Regions from separate parts of the Homo sapiens genome. Here region 1 is linked to region 2. The links are chromatin loops, found by intact Hi-C in ENCODE. Cell type or tissue: K562. All regions are shown on one strand. Links, peaks and the distances in the headings refer to the core of each region. The heading gives the core; the rest is flanking DNA. Region 1 holds the start of LOC102723638 (a long non-coding RNA gene). Region 2 overlaps SLC27A6 (solute carrier family 27 member 6).

Evidence for each region. A loop is a pair of places that touch in the nucleus more often than their neighbours do. Peaks named below come from ENCODE experiments on the same cell type or tissue, not always from the same donor. Only the 100,000 strongest peaks of a DNase experiment are listed, where the experiment ranks them.
Region 1: it touches region 2 in a loop (2.1-fold over the local background); 2 of 110 quality-filtered maps call a loop at or near these places.

Annotation. Positions count from the first base shown.
Region 1 is chr5:129,080,871-129,083,800 of GRCh38, reverse strand. It overlaps LOC102723638 (a long non-coding RNA gene), which reads right to left and starts at 351. Exons shown (of 2, transcript XR_002956247.2): 1 at 1-351. In K562, for the core only: no CTCF peak of the experiment used is centred there; DNase peaks (open chromatin) are centred at 840 and 1,310.
Region 2 is chr5:129,030,620-129,033,549 of GRCh38, reverse strand. It overlaps SLC27A6 (solute carrier family 27 member 6), which reads right to left. Exons shown (of 10, transcript NM_001017372.3): 10 at 1-444. The coding sequence ends at 268. Among named protein-coding and RNA genes, the nearest start is that of ISOC1, 63 kb to the left of the region's middle. In K562, for the core only: no CTCF peak of the experiment used is centred there; no DNase peak of the experiment used is centred there.

The sequences.
Region 1 (2,930 bases), core at 228-2,727, 50 kb before region 2:
CACAATATATCTCTCTCTCTACTGGATCTTTCTCATTGGGCATGATATTATTTTTAAGTGAGGAGATGATAATATAACTCGTTTTCTACAAATATCATCCCATTTTTCTTCTCTCCATAGAAAAACATTTTGAAAAAGTCTACTCAACTTCTATTTACTTATAAACTCACCTCAGTATGGCCTCTCCCTCCTCTGTGCACTAAAACTGTTCTTGTCAAGGTCACCAATAATCTCCACATTACCCAATACATGACCCATGTGTCTGGCTAAGGACCATGTCTATGCACTCAATTACTACACTTTTCAAATATATTCAACACATCTCTGATCACTCTCTACTTTATGAAATCCTGTTATTACATCATATTCCCCTTTTCTCCTCACTCTTGTCCTCCTCTAGGCTTTTTTCTTTCTTTCTTTCTTTCTTTTTTTTTTTTTTTTTTTTTTTTTTTTTTTTTTTTTTTTTTTTTTTTTTTTGCTTACTGCAGCCTCAAACTCTGAGGCTCAAGCATTCCTCCCACCTCAGTAGCCTCCTGAGTAGCTGGGACTACAAACATGTGCCACCATGCATGTCCAGTTAATTTTTTTTTTTTTAATTTCTGTGGAGAGAAAGTCTTGCTATGTTGCCGAAGCTGGTCTCAAAATCCTAGCCTCAAGTGATCCAACCGCCTTGGCCTTCCAAGTAGTTGGGATTACATGCATGAGCCACTGCACCCCGTCACTTTTTTTTCCCTTTTGGTTCTTCTATTATCTCCCTTTTAAATGTTCATAGGCTGAAGTCCTGATTACTTTTTTCTTCTTCGTCTGTTACTTCACCTAATGATATGATCTAGTCCCAGAATTTACATGTGCTGACCTGTCCCTGAACCTCAGACTCATATCTCAAACTGCCTACTTGACCTCTCCACTTGTATATTCCAGTAATTCTAAAAAATAACATGGTCAAAGCAGAACACTTGATTTGTATCCTGTAAACATTTTTTCTTCAAAGTCTCCTTCCAAGTTAGAAATTGACAATACCTTGGGCCCAGTGACCAAGCTAGAAACCTGTGAGTTATTCTTAACTTATTGCCCTCACACACCACAACATTCATTTTATCGGCAAAGTCCATTGCTTCTACCAAACTATTCTTAGGTCATTGAAGTTTCTGTAATCCACTGGGGCCACCCTAGTTGAAGATTTTCCTGCTTTAACTCTTCCCCCCCAGTCCACGCTGTACACAGCAGAGTGAACTGTTGGAAACATAAATGAGAACATCTCACTTCTCTGCTTAAAATTTCTTGTTGGCTTATTGGCTTCCTACTACATTTAAAATGAGGTGAAATTCATTTCCTTATCTTGGCCTTCCAGACCTTGCAATATCTGCCTTTCTTCTCTTCTCTTCTCTCATCTATGTATTCTTAACTCTTACTGCTCCAACCACGATGGATTGTGTAAGATCTTTGCTGCTTCAAAGTCTTGTACTTACTCTGCTTGTAAGATTGTTTGCCAGAATTTTCCCATGCTGGCTCCTTCTCATCCTCTAGGTTTATCTAGAGTAGATTCCCTCAGTGGAACCCCATACTCTTATCATATTATTGTGTTTGTTTTTCTCTTAGCACTTACCATTCAGTAGTCATCTTTTTAAAAAGTTTATTTATAAAGTGTACACACTAAATGAAGGCAGAGACTCTGTCCAACTCTTATCAGAGTATTCCCAGCAGTATAGTTCCTGGGAATAATAGAAACACAATAATATGTGAGCGAATCAATGAACATCTAAACTAAGTTGAGTTTTTCTCCCTCACACTTTTAAAATCCTCTGGTTGAGTGATTTCAAGTCATTTCCCACCTTATCCCCAAAGATATTATAATATGCAGTTGACCCTTGAACAAGGTAAGGGTTAAGGGAATCAAGTCCCTGCTCAGTCAAAACCCTGTGTTTAACTTTTTGACTTCTCCAAATTTTAACTACTAATTACCTACTGGTGACCAGAAGCCTTACTGATAGATAACATAAACAGGAAATTATATGTATTATATAATTATAATATGTATTATATACTGTATTATATGTATTATATACTGTATTCTTAAAATAAAGTAAGAGAAAAGAAAATGTTACTAAGAAATTCATAAGAAAGAGAAAATCCTTTTACATTACTATATTTATTGATAGCTTAAGTTTACATTGTCTGTTTCCAAGATGAATTATCTGTCTGGAATGGTGGGCAACCGCAGCTGCAACCTCAATCTACAATACATATCATGCAATTTGACTTTTTCTTGTGTAGGTCATGGCTTTTCTCTGCTTCTTGGGAGCCCTTTCAGCATCGCTAGTGGTACTCTGTGTGGGTCCCATGGTGTCATTCAAGGTTTATGATATTGCACTAAACAGGATGAAAAATACAGGAGATCCACTAGAGATTACTTTTTACTGTGATATGCAATTTACTGAAGCCATAAATGGCTCACAGGGAGGTGACTGGTTTCACATGGCACTTTTTGTTTTTGTTTTTTTTTAAGACAAGAGTCTCTGTCACCCAGGCTGGAGTGCAGTGGCGTGATCCCAGCTCACTGCAACTTCTGCCTCCTGGGTTCAAGCAATTCTCCTGCCTCAGCCTTCCCAGTAGCTGGAATTACAGGCACGTGCCACCACGCCTGGCTAATTTTTTGTATTTTTAGTAGAGACGAAGTTTCATCATGTTGGCCAGGCTGGTTATGAACTCCTGACCTCAAGTGATTTGCCCGCCTCGGTATCCCAAAGTGCTGAGATTACAGGCGTGAGCCACCACGCCCTGCCTCACATGGCATTTTAAGCAGATAGAATACTTGAGTTCACAGAAGTAGCAACAGGAGGTTGCTAAAAAATTATTACAGTAGTACAGTATGTACTATAGTTAATTTTATGCAGTTATTTAATATTTCATCTTTACATTTGTTTACATTT
Region 2 (2,930 bases), core at 101-2,600:
ACTATTTATTATTTAAAATCTTTAGTATTAAGGAAAATACTTAGTTATGCACTGAATCTCCAAATAGATAAAAAGAATAATCAACTACTGTTTATATCAATTAAAAGAAATTAAAATTCTTATGCAATTAAAAAATTATCTCTCATATTAAGGAAATATAGTACATGCATAATTAATGTTAGCTCCCTTTCCCCATTTCATAAAGAATCATATACCCCCCTCTCACTCTTCCTAAGAAAGCATATGAAAGTTCTAGATATAAAAATCTTAAAGTTTTATTTCCCCTAACATTATTTGATCATAAAGTTCCCTGGTCAGTAGAACATAAGACTTTTTCAAGTTATCCATGAAGTAAAGTGGTTCAGAAATTTTCAGTGGATTAAATCCATCTTCCACCAACTGATGCTTCAATAGTTTGAATGTTCCTGTTGCTTCCATTTTTTCCTGTAAAGCAATTACCAGGATGAGTAGAATCATTTAATAACTATAATATATACATATATAGTTAATACTATAGACTGTAATATTAAATTATGACACTTTATATCTAGTGATCTCTGTATTTTCTAATAATTTAACACTAGAAATAAAAAATGTATTTTAGAATATTAAAATCTTTAGTTTGATTTACCTGTAAACTTTACTTAAATATAAACTCATTCAATATATAAGAATTATGAACATAATAAACTGATTATAATTATGTCTAAAATACATAGGTTATCTCTTCAATTCAATGCCAATATAACATTATGTATAGAGAATGCCATAAGATGCTAAGGAGATAAAAGCCACAAAAGACAGCAATTTCTACTACAGGTACACACAAATCTATCATAAAAAGCAGAATACTATAAGAGCCAGACGGGGTGCAGAATGTTCTAAAACATGGCTTAAATATACCCAGAGGGGTTACTTGAATGGTCTAAAACTTGAGGTACCTCAGTGAATTTCCAAGGTCCTCACAGGATATCTTGTTTTCAAGAGAAACTCAGTGACATCTGTTAGTCACCAGTCACAAACTACTAGCTCAAGGTTCACAGTTTCAATAGTAATTTGTAATACATTCAATGATGTCATTATCTTTGCAAAATTGGGTTTTTGGTAGTTGCTGGGATAAAAAGCAAGTACAGCCAAAAATCATCATGGAACATGAAATCAGGCTCTCCCTGTCCAGTCCAATCTAATTCCAAGGTCTGAAGAACTGTGGCCCAACTTACATCTCCTTAGTGACTGATTGTGGTTATTTGAAAATGAAATGAAAGCATTTACTTATTTATATGGATTATTTTTCAGGTGGCTACTCATTTGTTAGACCTAAATACTTACCAATCTGTTTTTCCTTAACTAGTGAATAAACAAATGTTTAGGTATTTGTTTTGACCCAAGAGTGCTATGAGACATTAAAGATGCCATGAGTCTAGAAAGTTTAAGAATCTCTGTTTCAAGGTGTTTAAAGGAGATAAGAGTGTATCCCTTTGTGGGAATTTCAGGCATGGATAAACAGTCTGTTTAAGTGAGATGACATGTAGAGACCCTACAACATTCTATGAGTAGCTTGGCCATTTTTATTTATCCTTTTGGACTATTTGAGTCAACTTCACTTTGAACCCCCTTCCCTGATCTCCCTTCCCTCCTCCATCTCCCCTGATCCAACACTGTCATCACAGCCAGATATGGCTGTGCAAGCAAACATATCCTTTTACTCTTTTCTTAAAAATTAGCAGCTCACTGTATTTATACAATTTAGTGTTCTGCCATTTTTAAGCTTAATATTATACAAAGTATATTTTCCTGGGTCCTGTAATTTTCTTCAAAATTGAACTTAGAAAATTGTTTTATAAGGTCTCATTTAATTATCATATTTTAATTAACTTTGCCCTTATTCATGAACTTTTAGAGAATATCAAAATTTTTAACACTAGAAATAAAAAATGTGTTTTAGAATATTAAAATCTTTATACATCTTTGATTACTTCCTAAGATGCATTTTGACTAAGTCAAAATATATGCAAACTGTTAAGAGTCTGATCATATATTACCAAATTGTTTTCTAGAGAGGTTATAACAATTTATGGTTCCATGAGCAGAATGAAAGGACCAAGTTCGTTTTATCCCAGCCACACTGAATATTATATTTTTGTGAATTATTGGCAAAAAGGCTTCTTCCATTTTTTAATTTGTGCTAAATAGATTTGTAATACAATACTTGTTTGACTCATTTTGTCAGAAGTAACTTTTACTTTTGCATTTCTTTTATGAGATCATTTATTACTAACATTCATTTATTAAACAAATATTTGACTGCTGTCAGGCTTTATTTCTAACTATAGTGAATACTCTAATAAACATAACAGTCATGGTCCATGTTCTTTTTAGGTGCTTAAGGATCCTAAAATACTTTCTAAATTTGTGCAAGGCTGATCTAATCTTCTAAAGTAGTCTTGAGCTAAAACATTTTTTCTATTTAATGAAAGTGAATTTTATGTTGCCTTGGAAAAAAACTCTTAAAATATTATTTGTCCTGTCAACTTTCTACTCCATCAAAATATATTACTTATGGGGTTGGGTGAGGATGAGGAGGGACAAGAGGGAGCTCGCTATGGTTGTAAAAGGACAACATGGGGGAAAGATTTTGAAATTATTCATATCTTTACTATGGTCATGAATGCATGAAGTTGCACAGGTGATAAAACTGTATAGAAAATATACGCACACATATAAGTGTAAGTAAAGCAGAATTTTTAATAAGATGGGTAGATTATGTTAACATCCTGGTTGTAACAGATCTGCAAAATGTTATCCTTGGGGGAAACAAGGTGAAGGATATACAAGTTCTCTCTTATTATTTCTTATAAGTGCGTGTCAATCTACAACTATCTCAATAAAATTTCAATAAAAATATATTACTTCTTTTTTCATATTTACTT